2 separate regions of the Mus musculus genome follow, and region 2 is linked to region 1. The links are chromatin contacts, found by Hi-C or POLR2A ChIA-PET in ENCODE. All regions are on one chromosome and are shown on one strand. The core of a region is the stretch at or near the end of the contact, and the rest is flanking DNA. Distances in the headings are between cores, read along the strand shown.

Region 1 (7,916 bases), core at 2,785-5,284:
TTCTGGTGTGTCCGAAGACAGCTACAGTGTACACACATATATTAAATAAATTAATAATAATAGTAATAATAATAATACTAATAATAGTGGTGAAGTCCTGAACCAACGTCACAGCCATGTCTAGAACCAACTACTCAGGCCCACCAGACCCACAGGCATGGCAAAGCCCTGCCCTCACACCCAGGGTAAGGTTGAGAGGGATGTCAAACCCTTCCTTTGGTCCAAGTTCAAATGGTAACAATGTATCCAACAATTGTTAACAAACCATGGATCATGTGTTTGAAAAAACTAGCTTCCTTCTTTCAGCGGTTTTCAGCCTGAGACTTGTTCCCATGCAGAAGCAAGCTAACTTTTCCGGTCTGTGCTGGCCACCATAAAAGCATCGAGGTTCCAGGTTGTTGCGTAGTAGGGTGTCACTCCATCAGAGTGTGCACACCCACGTGGTCCCGCATGTGTCTGGGTGTCTTTTCTTTCTTTATCCCCCCCCCCGCCCCCCCCCCCACACCCAGTCAGATTTCCCAGCGCAAGTTGTGTGGGAAGTGCGACACCATAGAGCTTAGCTTCTGCTGCTGCTGCTGCTGCTGCTGCTGCTGCTGCTGCTGCTGCTGCTGCTGCTGCTGCTGCTGCTGCAGCTAGTACTGCTTACTGTTTAGAAGAAGACTACGAAGTGCAGAGCAGCCTCTGATTTGTTACAGTCCTCAAATCCCACGGTGTAATTGCTGCAACGACAACGAAGTCTGCTCTGGTAGTGGAGTACATTTCTGTTATCCCACCTGGAATGTCACACAGACTAATTTCCGTTCAGTTTAACTCTTTCTGGTTGTGTCCAGTGAGACAGACGCACTCCCACAACCGGCTGAGTTTGAGGCTTCTTTTCGAACACCTTTAGATCTATTGTATCTGCCAACTGTCTCATTTCCTACTGTATACAGATGCGCTCCAGGACAGGGCTCCACCCTAAGCTGCTCCCCCCCCTCCCCCCCCCCCACTCCTCCTCTTCCCAGTTTCTCCTGCTCCGCCCTCCACATCCTGTACGGAAACCCGATAGCCTACATGATTCCTTACCTATTTCTATATTTTATGGAGCTGTTCCTGTAAGGTGACCGACCTCCAAAGTGGTGATTATGTTGCTCTTCTGAATGTCACAGAGGTGATGCTGCTGCTGAACCGAGCCCGCTGTGCCTTCTCCAACTCAGTCGCATCCTGGATCATTCGATGGTCACTGCTCTTGATCTACTTGAGTTTTTTTTTTTTTTTAAGATTTATTTATTTATTATATCTAAGTATACTGTCGCTGTCTTCAGACACCCCAGAAGAGGGTATCAGATCTCATTACGGATGGTTGTGAGCCACCATGTGGTTGCTGGGATTTGAACTCAGGACCTCTAGAAGAGCAGTCAGTGCTCTTACCCGCTGAACCATCTCTCCAGCCCTAGTTGAGCAATTTTTGCTCGCTGAGTTTATATATAAATTCTCCAATACAGTCACCATGTAGTTTTTATTTTATTTTATTTTATTTTATTTTTATTTTTTACTTATTCATTTTACATCGGGCCCAGTCAGCCCCTGCCACAATCCTTACATGCCCCTGCCTTCTCTTCTGAGTGAGTGGGGGCTCCCCTGGGTATTTCCCTACCATGGCACTTCAAGGCTCTGTGAAGCTAGGTGTTTCCTCTCCCACTGAAGCCAGCATCAGATATTTTAGTGACAATGACCATTAACCCCATTACCAATATGAAGGTCTCTGGAGTAATCACACATATTTTTTTTTTTTTTTGCATGGAAAATACAAGATAAGCCTAGTTTCAAGAGTGAAAATACAATGCCATAAAAACCATTTTGTCAGGCGGTGGTGGCATATGCCTTTAATCTCAGCACTCAGGAGGCAGATCTCTATGAATCTGAGGCCAGCCTGGTCTACAGAGTGAGTTCCAGGACAGCTAAGGCTACACAGAGAAACCCTGTCTCAATAAATAAATAAATAAATAAATAAATAAATAAATAAATAAATAAAGTAGACTAGAATAGATAATATATGCATTAGACTGATGAAAATTTTCTCTCTATAGAAAATTGCACTATGTATTATGTGCTTGGATAGGTGGGGAAAAGATACTTATAATGATGTCATTTAGAAACATTTTATTATTGGATATTAAGTATACAAAATAATAGGGCTGGAGTTCTCTCAGGCAGGCAAATACTATGAGCATAACAACCTCCATCACCTTCTGGCCTGTCCCTGGCACTCCCAGCTTCTTCCTACTTCCACACATCCCACACTCAGATTAAGAGAGAACACACAAGACGTGTCCTTCTGAGTCCATTGCTCCTTTTAGTGTTCTTGTTAGTGTTCTGGGGAGTTTAAGATAGGGTTTCTCTATGTGGCTGAAGCTAACGACAAGCTTGCTGTCTTCCTGTCTCCACTTCTTAAGGGCTGGGGTTATGAACATGGGGTTATATATCTGGCTAGGATACAATTTTGCCAAAAAACACATGGCACATTTATTCAGATCCAATAAAGTACCTGGAAGGAGAGATAGGAAGTATTAGTTAGAATGCCATCCTTCCTTTTGCTTTTTAGGATACATATACTCTATAATTATTGCATATTAGTCTCCTATAGAATATAGATAAAGAGTTATTTCCCGTGGGTGGAGGCATAAAGGGAATTACTCAGGAAGATACACATGCTAACACCAGTTATTGCCACACAATGACTTTCTTTTAAAAAGAATTATTTATTTTACTTATATGAGTACACTGTGGCTGTCTTCAGAAACACCAGAAGAGGGCATCAGATCTGTTTACAGATGGTTGTGAGCCACCATGTGGTTGCTGGGATTTGAACTCAGGACCTCTGGAAGAGCAGTCAGTGCTCTTAATTGCTGAGCCATCTCTCCAGCCCACAATGACTTTTTTTTTTCATCTTAAGTTTTTTCATGTGTTTAAACAGTTTTTTGAGAAAGATACACCGATGGCTTCTTTCTTATTTATGACTTTTTTCTCCTAAATTCTCTTTGACTTACTGTTGGTATAGCTGAGCTATTTCCATTTTACCTGGTATGTGCTTGCTACACCTTTTTTTGTACCCAGTCCTCTCCCCTTTAGTGTTGAAATGAAGCACTGGCATGCTACCTAGGCTGGCTGTGGGAGCCTCTTGCACCAATGCCCTAAGTTACTGGGAACAACAGTGTGCCACTGAGCGCCCCCCCCCCGCCCCCCAGGAACCTGTTAAGTGTGTGTTTTGTTTTTTGGAGCTAAGGTTTCTCTGTGTAGCCCTGGCTGTCCTAGAACTCACTCTGTAGACCAGGCTGGCCTTGAACTCACAGAGATTCACCTGCCTCTGCCTCCCATGTGCTAGGATTAAAGATTCTCACCCCTGTCTTTATTGATGTGAAGGCTGTATATTATGTCTGTAACAACCAGTGTATAGCTTAGTTCTATTTATTCTGCCATCTTCAGCATATTGGTGTTTGTGTACATGTTTTGTTATAACTCTGTTGTGTAACATTCAAGGCAGTAAAAGGGATTGAGGGGATCAAAACTTTTATCTCTATTTATTAAAACGGTAAAAATAGTCTCTGAACCAGGCGAGGTAGAGGTGGTGCACGCCTTTACGCCCACCACTCGGGAGGCAGAGGCAGGTGAATCTCTGGGAGTTCAAGGTCAGCCTGGTCTACAGAGTGAGTTCCAGGACAGCAAAGGCTACACGGAGAAACGGTCTCGAAAACCGAAAAAGAAAAAGAACGTAACTACTTCGACAACAACAACACAGCAAAAAAACATATTCTCAGTATGCTCTTAGCAGAATTCTAAGCGTGTCGAGCTCCTCTCTTCAGCTATAGATGTGCTCTGGGGCTACGCCCCCCACCCCACTTCCCTCCACCCTCGCGCAGGGGGAGCCATCTGAATCTCCTAACCTCCTCAGTTTCCTGAGTCTTATAAGTTTGGTCGCTTTCCTGAATTTCCTAACTTTACTTCTGTGTGTCAGGAGCCTCCCTCCTCCCTCAAGGAGCCAACGTTTCAACTCAGAGGAAACAGGGTTTGAAGTTGATCGTGAGCAGAGTGATGCAGGAATTTTACTCCCTTAGGTTCTCCGCACGGCCGGGTCATGTGACCCGGGCCTTGCAACCCCCCCCCCTCGCTCCCCCCCCCCCGCCCTCCGCCCACTTTCTCCCCTCACAGTTACTTGATGACTTGAGGACACTCTTTGTCCCTGCAGGCTCCTTGGCGGTGGTTGCTCGTCCTGCAGCGTTTCGTCATCTTCCGTTTACTTTCTTTTAGACATGACATAGATCTTCCTAAGTGGTTACGTCATCGTCAAAGTCTCCTCTAGTTCACCCCACGGACAGGACCGTTTGCTTCCTGCCAGCTTTTGGCTGACATAACTTCCGAGGGATTTTCAAAGCAACATCCACACTCTGCTCAAGGGTTATCAGTTCTCTGAACACATAGTTTGTAATTTGAGTTGATGCTTGCGAAGCACTTACCTCAGGGACCGGTATAAATTGCTTTGTACTCAATAATTGTTGGCTCTTTTCCATCCCCTTGTCACCAATAAATACTCCACTTGAGGGAGGTGTTTTTATCTCTCTATTATTTCCCCCCCCCCCCCCCCCCCCCCCCGTTCAAACAGGTCAACTGCGGTTAAGCAGCTCTTGCTTAAAGCAGCACAGCTGGGAAGTGAGTGTGGCGACTCCTGCCTGTCGCCTTAGGTCGTTGGCTGAGAGAAGATTACTTCAGCCCAAGAGTTAAAAATCAGTCCGGAACAGAAAATGTAGTACATTTACACAGCAGAGTACTACTCAGTTATTAAAAACAATGGATTTATGAAATTCTTGGACAAATGGATGTATCTGGAGGATATCATCCTTAGTGAGGTAACCCAATCACAAAAGAAGTCATTAGATATGCACTCACTCATAAGTGGATATTAGCCCAGAAACAGAACACCCAAGATACAATTTGCAAAACACAAGAAAATCAAGAAGAGGGAAGACCAATGGGTGGATACTTCATTCCTCCTTAAGATAGGAAACAAAATACCCATGGAAGGAGTTACAGAGACAAAGTTTGGAGCTAAGACGAAAGGATGGACTATACAGAGACTACCCCACCCAGGGATCCATCCCATAATCAGCCACCAAACCCAGACACTATTGCATATGCCAGAAAGATTTTGCTGAAGGGACCCTGTTACAAGCTGTCTTGTATGAGTCTATGCCAGTGCCTGGCAAATACAGAAGTGGATGCTCACAGTCATCTATAAGATGGAACACAGGGCCCCCAATGGAGAAGCTAGAGAAAGCACCCAAGGAGCTGAAGGGGTCTGCAACCCTATAGGTGGAACAACAATATGAACTAACCAGTACCCCCAGATCTCGTGTCTCTACCTGCATGTATAGCAGAAGATGGCCTAGTTGGCCATCATTGGGAAGAGAGGCCCCTTGGTCTTGCAAACTTTATATGCCCCAGTACAGGGGAATGCCAGGGCCAAGAAGCAGGAGTGAGTGGGTAGGGAAGCAGGGTGGAGGGAGGGTATAGGGTACTTTTGGGATAGCATTAAAGAAAATATCTAATAAAAAAAGAAAGAAAGAAAGAAATCAGTCTGGAAAACACAGTGAAACCTGCGTTCAAAAATAAATAAATGAAAACAAAACAACCCCCGCCCTCCAGGAAGAGCAGCAGAGGAGTACCTCAAAGCAAGGTGTAACCCACATCTTTGCACACCAGATCTCCCTGAGTCATAATGGAATCTTATTGACATAGTGGTCCAGACCAAGCTAACATTACAGTAAAATACTTACAGAATAGTAAAGTGAACAAATTCTTTTATCATTTATTTTTTCCCAAAGACTTATTTATTTATTATATATAAATACACTGTAGCTGTCTTCAGACACACCAGAAGAGGGCATCAGACCCCATTACAGATGGTTGTGAGCCACCATGTGGTTGCTGGGAATGGAACTCAGGACTTCTGGAAGAATAGTTGGTGCTCTTAACCACTGAGCCATCTCTCCAGCCCCCCCCCCCTTTTTTTTTTATCATTTCTATGTGGTTTTAGTAATTATATATGTTGAGGGAGAAAATATACAATATGGTTTTGTTTTAGTATTTCATTGCTGTGAAGAGATACCATGATCGTGGCAACTCTTATAAAGGCAAAAACATTATTTGGGGCTGGCTTTCAGTTCAGAGGCTTAGTCCGTTATCGTCATGGTGAGAAGCATGAGCTGACCTGGTGCTGGAGAGGAAGCTAAGAGTTCTACATCTGGATGTCTAGGCAGCAGGAAGAGAGAGACACAGTAGGCTTGTCTTAACTTCTGAGACCTTAAAGCCCACACCACTGACACACTTCCTCCAACAAGGCTACACCTGTTCCATCAAGGCCACACCTCCTAATAGTGACACACCTCTGGGGGCCATTTTCATTGAAACCACCAGATTGCGTCCTATTAATTTACCCAAAGTGCACCAAGTCCCTCCTCCCTCCTCCCTCCCCCATCCCCTTCTCCTCCTCCCTCTCCAGCTGTCCTTCCTTCTCTCCCAGATCGCCCTGGCCGATCCCAGATCGCTTATCCCCCATCTCTTCTCAGCTGGATATTTTCTCTCTCTTGTAGACAATGCCTACCCCCCATCGTGGAACAGCCATTGTGGCCAGTTTATTACCGCGTCTGTCACATACAACAATTAAACGAGTTTTCTACAGAATAGTATTTATAACTGCTCCCTCTACCCCCCCCCCCCTTCGAGACAGGGTTTCCCTGTATAGCCCTGGCTGTCCTGGAACTCACTCTGTAGACCAGGCTGACCTCGAACTCAGAATTCTGCCTGCCTCTGCCTCCCAAGTGCTGGGATTACAGGCATGCGCCACCACTGCCCGGGTGTTCCCGGTATCTTAAACATTGTTTCTCCTCCACCCAGTCCTAGTGCCGCGGATGAGCTGAGCATCTGCAGCTCACACTATGTCCCTGCTGTGGACAGAGTGTTCCTCTGAGCACTCCCTCAGATCAGCTGTGCCTGCTTGTTAGAGCCTTACCAGCAGTGACCCACGGACTATTTGCATCCCCTCAGGCAAGGGGGAGGGGATGGCCCAATGGACTCTCACCCGGGACTCCAGCCACTCCTATTCTATTTGAATGTGATTCTTCTGCCTTAGGGTCTCAGGAGGTGCCACCGTGCTTCTCAACCTTTGGGCCCTGACTGCTTTGGGGGCTGCACCCTTCAGTGGGGATCGAATATCAGAGATCCTGCCTATCAGATATTCACATCATGATTCATAACAGTAGAAAAATTACAGTTATGAAGTAGCGGTGAAAATAATTTTACAGGTGGGGTCACCACCATGTGAGGAACTGTATTAAAGAGGGGCAGCGTTGGGGAACGTGAGGACCACTGTACCGCCGTACGTAAGTTCCGGAGGTTGATTTAAAGGGGCCCAAAGAGCTATGGGGATCCGGTCAGGACTTTCCAATGCCTCTACTTTAGGGTCCCTCACACTTCTGCCATTAAGCCCTCCCTCATGGTCTGTATGTAAACCCATTAACATCAGGCTGAGCATCAGTGAATTGTACTTTGGCTTGTTGGTGAAGAAGGGTAAATATTGTCTATACCTTCTCGGGGAAGAAATTCTCACAGCAAACACGGGAGCTGCGGGAGTCAGCCCAGCAGCTGGGTTAATAATCATGGCAACCGCTCCTACCTGAGATTCCCAACAACAGTTCACACATGCGCACGCGGGCGCGCGCGCATGCACACACACACACACACACACACACACACACGCACACGCACACGCACACGCACACGCACACGCACACGCACACGCACACACACACATTGTAGTCTCCTTTTCTTGTTATCTTGCTATCTCCACTATTCTCTCCTGCTTTCCTAACCCTTGCCATGTT
Region 2 (7,916 bases), core at 3,448-5,947, 42 kb before region 1:
AGCCACTTCCTTGCAGTTCATTTTATGAAGGAAATAAGAGAAGTCAAGGAGAAAACATTAGGCTGACATTTTCACGGTGCTGGGGCCAGCTGCCTTGGGGCCCTGCTTTCAATAGCTGCCCACAGAACAAATGTCTACAGAGCACATATTTATTTTAGAATTAGGTTGGGTGATAGGGAAAGTACAGTGAAAAATAATCAGACTCTCCCACCCCCACCCCAAGAGTGCACAGCCCAGGACTGTAGAGAGGGCTCAGGGGTTAAGAGCACTTGCTGTTTTGCAGAGGACCCAGGCTTGGGTCTTAGCACCCATGTGACAACTTCCAATCATAGGAACTCCATTTCAAGAGGATATGATGCCCTCTTCTGGCCTCCTCGGGTACTGCACACACGTGATGCACATGAACACATACAAACATGCACATATACATAGAAAGAAAGAAAGAAAGAAAGAAAGAAAGAAAGAAAGAAAGGAAGAAAGAAAGAAAGAAAGAAAGAAAGAAAGAAAGAAAGAAAGAAAGAAGAAAGAAAGAAAGAAAGAAAGAAAGAAAGAAAGAAAGAAAGAAAGAAAGTGAAGAAAGTGAAGAAGTTTCATAGTTCACTGAGAGAGACAGAAAGACATGCAGGGAATTAAAATGCAGGCGAGTGTGATGGATGTTGAATGGAAGGAGGAACAAGGTATATGTCCCTGAGGCTAGCAGCTTCCATGGCCTCATATTTACTTTAGGTGAGCAGAGACACTAGATTGATTGATTGATTGATTGATTGATTGATTTTGGTGCTTTACCTGTATGTGTATCTGTGTCAAGCTGTCAGATCCCCTGGATCTGGAACTACAGGCAGTTGTGAGGTGACCTATGAGTGCTGGGAATTGAACCTGAATCCTTTGGAAGAGCAGCCAGAGTTCTGAACCACTGAGCCATCTCCCCAGCCCCCTACCCCTCCAAAAGTATGCTTTCTTTTTGAATTTACTTTTTGACAGAAAAATATAAAGGCAGGATGGTGGTAACCTGCCTGTTACCCCAACATTCAGAAATCTGAAGTAAAGGGATTGTAATTTGAGGCCAATCTGGGCTAAATATGGAGTTTCTGGAAAGCCTGAACTATAGGGCAAGACTTTGTCTCAAACTAAATCAATAAATAACTAATAAATAAACACAATGAGTCCCAGTATATCTACTTACCATTTTAAAAATATAGGATTGGAGAGATGGCTCAGCAGGTACAATGCTGGTTATACGAGCACGGGGATCCTAGTTCAATGCCTGAACCTATCTAAAAAGGCAGACTTGGTGGCAGGTTTGTAATCCCAGAGCTGGGGAACCAGACACAAGTAGATCCCATGGCTTGCTGGCCAACCAACCTAGCTTAATGGGTGTGTTCTGGTCAAGAGAGAGAGCCTTCTCAAAACATAGTTCCTGAGGAATGACAAGTAGGTTTGCCCTCTGTCCTACACACACACAGACGCACACAGATGCACACAGACACACACACATAGACACATGAACAGATACACACACAGACAGACACACATACACACACACAGATACACAGATACACATGCAGACAGACACACACATACATACACACACAGACAGACAGACACACACACATAGACACATGAACAGATACACACACAGACACACATACACACACACAGATACACAGATACACATGCAGACAGACACAGACACACACATACATACACACATACATACACACATACACACACACACACAGACACACACACAGATACACAGATACACATGCAGACAGACACACAGATACATACACACACAGACACACAGATACACACACAGACAGACACAGACACACAGATACATACACACACAGACACACAGATACACACACACACACAGACACAGACATACACATTCATACACACACAGATACACACAGACACACACACAGACACACACAGACACAGACACACAGGAATATATGCAGTCACATGCACAACTGTACCCTCATGTAAACATGAACATAAGCATACATACGCAAATAATAACAATAATAAAACAAATTATAGGCTGCTGATGTAGCATGGTGGCAGAGTCTGGTATGTATAAGGCCCTGGGTTCAAGCCTTAGCAAAGGTAAACCAACATGCATATATGTGCATACACACACACATACTATGGCTTGAAAATGGGTAGTAGTTTCCAAAGACCACTGTGTTAAAGGTTTAGACTCCAGGAAAGTATTATTGAGAAGTGGGGAAACTGTGAGGAGGTGAGGTTTCATAAAACCTTCGGTCCTTGGGTCACTAGAAACATGTCTTTGAAGGGGACTCTGGGACCCCAATATCTCAGTGTCTTTCAGATGTAGGAGGATGGCCTTGCCACATCTTTTCAGAGCCGCAAAGATTAAGGCCATCTGGTTCTAGGCTACCTACCACTTGTAGAGCTATAAGCAAAAATAAACCTTTCCTCTTTGTAAGTCGATTGTCTCAGGCATTTCGTTACAGTAACATGAAGCCCTCTGATATACCTACTATTCGAAGAGAGTTGAAATCTCCTGTGTAGCCTCCTTCCTCATTTATGCCTTTATATTTCCACTGCATAGGTCTCTGTCTTGTGTAAACAGTCATTTTGGAGCAAAACAAATTTCAATTTAACAAAGACTTCGTTTGTGGACATTTATTTAACTGGCTGACATTGCTTAACATTGAAGAGACTAGCCGAAAGTCAATGCCAGTCAAGGCTGGGAAGACGTTTCCCACGGTGCTCGAGTTTCGCTTCTGTTGAAATTATTAACCGACTGCTTTGGAATTTTTGAAACGTCACTTTTCTGCTAAGACCGGGTATAGATTTTTCTGAACTTCCCAAGTTCTTAGGAGAAACACTAGTATTTTTAAGTTCTTATGTAATGAATTCGATGATTTATTCACTGTAAATATCACCCTGCTCTTCGCTTCCAGGACTTCTGCTGACGGGGCGGCTGTTGCATAAGCACCCCGTAAAAAGGCCCTGTGGAAACGGGCCTGTGATAAAGAGAATGTTATTTCAGTAACTCGCTGCAGGACTCCTGGGACCAATTTATGTCTCTAGTTACATAAGCAGTCCGGTTTGCTGCGATCCTTGGACCACCACCGTGGGCACCTGGAAGGGCTGCTGTGAGCGCATAAAAGCCAGCTCAGCTGGACACCAGGCTTAGAGATGGCTGCCCACGGGGCTGGATGGAAATGTAAAGGCCAAGTGGAAATTACAAACCCAACCGTGAGAGGCAGCCAGAGGGGGCTGGGAGTGGGGACGAGGGCGCTATTTTAGGTCTAATGAGAGGAGAATTTGAAGCAGAAAGGGCAGGACACATTTGGACAGTAGGTGGCGCAATATCGTCCTCGTGTTGCTAAGAATTAGACCTGGAGGTGATGAGAGGAGTCAGGTAATCCAGGAGCAAACTCAATAGACAATTGCCGTGGAATGCATACATTTACACACACACACACACACACACACACACACACACACACACACACACACACACACACAGAGAGATATGCTTAGAAACCTGTGGATAGAAGTAACAACCCTACTGTAAAACTTGAATGCATTAATGCTCTCAGTGTAATTGTCCCCTATCCCTCCACGATGTTCCCCGGAAGTGCTCTGTCTACTCAACAATGGACCAAAGTGCTGACTGAGTGCATCACATCCCAGACACTTGCTGTTGACACAGGAGAGTCCTGTGCTCCAGGTCCTCTCTGAAGGGTGTGCCCTTTAACGGAGAGAGGACCTCATTCTTGGTGCAGCCACCATGCCATGGAAAACAGATGCCCATAGCCGGGGAAACCTGGCTGGCTTGAGGACCGCCCTGGCTTTGTTCTGGAATGGGTGGAGGTTTGCTTCAGCAAGAGTTTGGGTTCTTCTACTTGAGATGCTGGCGATACGGAAGAATCCAGAGAGGACAGAGGGAGTTTGGGAGAACAAGGCTTGCCCTTCTGGGACAGATGGCCAAAGGCCAGCCACAGCAAGGAGATTTGATCCAGTGTTAGACCTGCCGCTCAAAGGCTAAACAGAGCGTGGGACCCCTAACGGCAGAACCTGGACTAAATGGTAGGTAACCAGGCATCTTGTGAAAACGCAGAGTGGGTGAGCCAGGTAGTTCAATTTTAAACTGAAGCAAGGAGCTCAAGAACTAGACGTGTCCTCAGAGAGAAGCGAGTGTTTAGCAGTTCCTGGAGTATCTAAAGGAGGCCGATGCAGAGCAGAACAACGTGGATTATTCAAGAGATCTAGAAAAGGAAGGTGTCAGCATAGTGCCGCGTGTGTGCGTGCAGCAGCATCACCAGAGAGCTGGGCCGGCGCCACATTCTGGGCTCTTGTAACTGTATTAGCCTTGTGCACTATGCACAGAGCAGACGGAAAACTGCCCCGAGGACTTGAAATTAATCTGTGTGGAATAAACATATTACACTGGATGCTCACAGGTACACGGTCAGTTCAGATAGGTAAGGCAGGCAGTACAGAGGCCAGCAAGATCAGAACTGGGGGAGGGCATCAACAAATCCAGAAAATATGAATCCAGTGTGGGGACGCGGACCTGCCCTTCCCCTTTGCTTGTATGTCACAAAAACTGCACGTTTCCTGATCACAGAGACACCCTCTTCCGACCTCAGCTTGCGGTGAGGACGTGGACTACCACACGGTGGCGCTGCCGTCTAATCGTTTGTCTCTTAGGTCATCCCGTTTGTCGTGATGGCCACCACGTGTGCGTTGACCGCCTCTTCTTCTTGTTAGCTTACAGGCTAAACGAGATCTGGGAGCCACCATGAAAGGGAGAATTCTCCCTGATGGAGTCGCAAGATTCCGGCCCTCGTCGCAGTGACATTTTTCTCTCATTGGTATGCGTGCTCTTCAGTCCCTCGGGACATTTCAATGATAGAGGTCAGCACAATCAACAAAGTCATATACTGTCACTGCTGAGGTCAGATTCCGGGCCACGGGAAGGCCTTCGGGTCATTTTTATTTACTCTGTCTCTTTGTTAGCGCAGAATTCTGAAGCTCTTACTGAGCTGACCCTGGTTGAGAGCATCGTGGCTTGACTTCCTCTTCTGCCCAGTCTTGCAGCTGATCCTGAGGGTACTCTTTAATAAGCACACTGAAAACAAGTCTGAAGCACCGCCATTATTTGAGAGAATGAAGTCAACACTCAAAGAGAAGCGGAAACCAGAGAGAGAGAGGCTGGGCACAGTCAACCGGAGAGCCAACTCTAATGCAGGCTTCCTGTGGTTTGACTTGTAACAACCAGATGGTTCACGTTTGAAAATATTCTGTCTCCAGGCTGGTTTGAGCCGGCTCTTTAAACAGATAAGAGGCGTCTGAACACACTGTATGGGCTATTCTTAAATATTAGTTTAAAGGATCCCTCGATTTAGACAGCTTGTTGAAATTCTTGTCTGATAGCACATACAAGCTACTTGAACATTCTGCATTTTGATTTCTTTTATTTTCTTTAAACTTTTTTATTATTAATTAACTTACTCATCTGTGTTGAGCCAGGGTCTCAAGTACCCCAGGCTGGCCTTGGACTTTCTATATAGCTGAGGATGGCCTGGATCTTCGGATCCTCCTGCGTGCTGGGATTACCGGCACGTGCGACCATACCTGCTTTCTGGAGAATAGGGAATTGAGCTGTGGACTTTGCACAAATTTAGCAAGCACTCTGCCAGCTCCCCCAACCCCAACCCCAACCCCTCACCCCAGCCTTGCTTGGTTTCTTCAGTGCTGAATTAACACTAGCAAGGACCTACTTCATGGCACTATTGGACGAATTAGATGAAGAAATACACGCAGGTTGCCTGGAACAGGGCTGGACACATTAGGAACCTCTTCAAGTTATTGGCTCCAGGTTCAGGTCACCCGTTACCTGGGACTTTCTAAGAAATACCTTTGCTGCTCTGAGGATTGGTAAAATCATGGCAAAAGATGACCAAGAACTCGTCTGGAGTTCCAGGAGGCGAATGCCTAAGGGAGCGAACTCAGTAGCAAGACCGAGGGACTCTGGCACAGGGGGGAGCCTAGGTCTCCTCAAGCTGTCCTTGGGCGGTGCTGCCAGCACCATATGCAAACAAGGTTCTGTCTTCACCAAAGCTGACTCTCCCCACCCTCACCCCCAAGTAGTACATTTCTGCAACATTGGCTAAACAAAAAAGGGCAACGAGAATGCACCTGCCAACCGCTAGCCTGAGGTTTCCGTTGAGCAGCGTTTATGGGGCAGTATATTATAGAGCAGGATTTTTTAATAAGCTATTTTTAAATAATAAATGAATATAGATTGTATAAAATCCCGTTGATGAGGTTGCTGTGAGGACAGCAGTCCTCCAAACCCCCCACCCCCTTAGGTTCTACGCCAACAATCATGATGCCATAAACAATTCCATTACTCCTTATTTATGTACTGTATCCAGTCTTGGTGTTTGTGTTGTGTTGTGTTGTGTTGTGTTGTGTTGATTTTTGGCTTTGGTTTTGTGTTGAGACAGGGGCTTTCTATGTAGTCCTGGAAGTCACCATGTAGCCCAGGCTGGCCTTGAACTCACAGAGATCCATCTGCCTCTGCCTTCCAAGTGCTAGGATTAAAGACCAAAAAAGATTTTGTAATGACGAGTTAATCATAAATCCTTTACAATTCATTCGTTGACTTAAAACATGAAATTTTAAGTTTCCTCTAGTTAATTCCTCATTTAATCTTATAAATTTTATATTTTTTAACCTTGAAAATAAATAAAAAAACATCACACACCAAAATTAACCAGGTCTGAATCTGTACAACTCTGTGAACTTCTATACAGCCCCGCCCCTCAGATGGAAGTACGCCTCCTGCCCCGCCCCCTCAGATGGAGGTGTTCATCCTGTCCCCATTTGCTGAGATTACTCACTTGGGCCACCATGTGCAGCCTAACTGCTTTTAGTAACTCTGAAAAAGTTGAATCAGCAGGATTTAATCAGAACCACAACATTACTTGACAGAAAGATCTAATACAAAGATTTTTTTTTTTTCAACAGCTCTGCCTGTCCTGGAACTCTATGTAGACCAGGCTGGCCTGGAACTCACAGAAATCCTCCTGCCTCTGCCTCCCGAGTGTTGAGATAAAAGGCGTGCGCCACCACAAGTGGTTTCTTCCTTCCTTCCTTCCTTTTCAAAGGTGTTTTGTCTCTGCATAGTCTTAATAGTATACCAATGATGGCTTTGTAGTACATGTCATCTCTAACTGAAGGGGTTACTGTAAACCAGGGTTTCCCGGCCCTGCTATTGGTGCTACACTGGATGGAATCCCTTGTAGGAGCCTATCCTGTGTATAGTAGGGTGTTTATTTCAAAGCATTTCAGCTCACCCAGCAGATGAGAGCAATGCTCCCTCACCTGCCCTGCGCCTCTCCAACTCTTGGCAAACGTCCCTGCCTTAAAGTTAACTCAAATGAGCGAAGGTGGGGAGCAGCTGCCACCCACAGCGCTCGGAGAGGAGAAAGAGAAGAGGCCGGAATTGCTTAAATTAGAAATCTGCTGATGCTCGTTCTCTGCATCGGGCACGGCGAACCCAGTGCTGCCAAAACTGCACACCGGACTCCACTGTTACTAGAAAGGGGGCTGCGGTTTGTGGGACAAGTCTGCGCTCTGCAACTGCGGCGGCCCTGACCTCTTCGGCCTCCCTCGAGCGCCCCCTATAGGCAGAGTCTCGCAGGGAGCCAGCCTGTAAGACGTCTTTAACGGAGGGGAATGGCTAGAATTGGTTCTAGTGGAGACTGCTGAAATCATTCATATATTAGCCCACGTGATTCTCAAACTTTAAAGAGCTAACCAACCACTAGCCCGAGGCAAGGCTGGAAATCTATGCGGGAATAACGGGAGATCACGGCAAGTTTGAATTTATGCCTGTGGAGAGAAAAAGCGCTTTTACA

What was found. Hi-C counts contacts between places; a loop is a spot of excess contacts on that map. ChIA-PET counts read pairs that join two places held with the same protein, here RNA polymerase II (POLR2A).
Region 2: a map of v-Abl transformed pro-B cells shows a loop between it and region 1 (2.3-fold over the local background). The contact joins two enhancer-like sites. A Hi-C loop is called at or near these places in 2 of 37 maps with a recorded cell type or tissue (gastrocnemius and v-Abl transformed pro-B cells). POLR2A ChIA-PET finds 5 or more read pairs at or near these places in 1 of 5 experiments (Patski).

Annotation. Positions count from the first base shown.
Region 1 is chr10:117,389,794-117,397,709 of GRCm38, reverse strand. No RefSeq gene overlaps it. Among named protein-coding and RNA genes, the nearest start is that of Cpsf6, 17 kb to the right of the region's middle. Within about 2 kb of position 4,034, at least 1 of the 3 ENCODE cell types and tissues checked has a DNase peak (open chromatin) inside an H3K27ac peak, as active enhancers do.
Region 2 is chr10:117,432,337-117,440,252 of GRCm38, reverse strand. No RefSeq gene overlaps it. Among named protein-coding and RNA genes, the nearest start is that of Gm32141, 11 kb to the left of the region's middle. Within about 2 kb of position 4,697, at least 3 of the 3 ENCODE cell types and tissues checked have a DNase peak (open chromatin) inside an H3K27ac peak, as active enhancers do.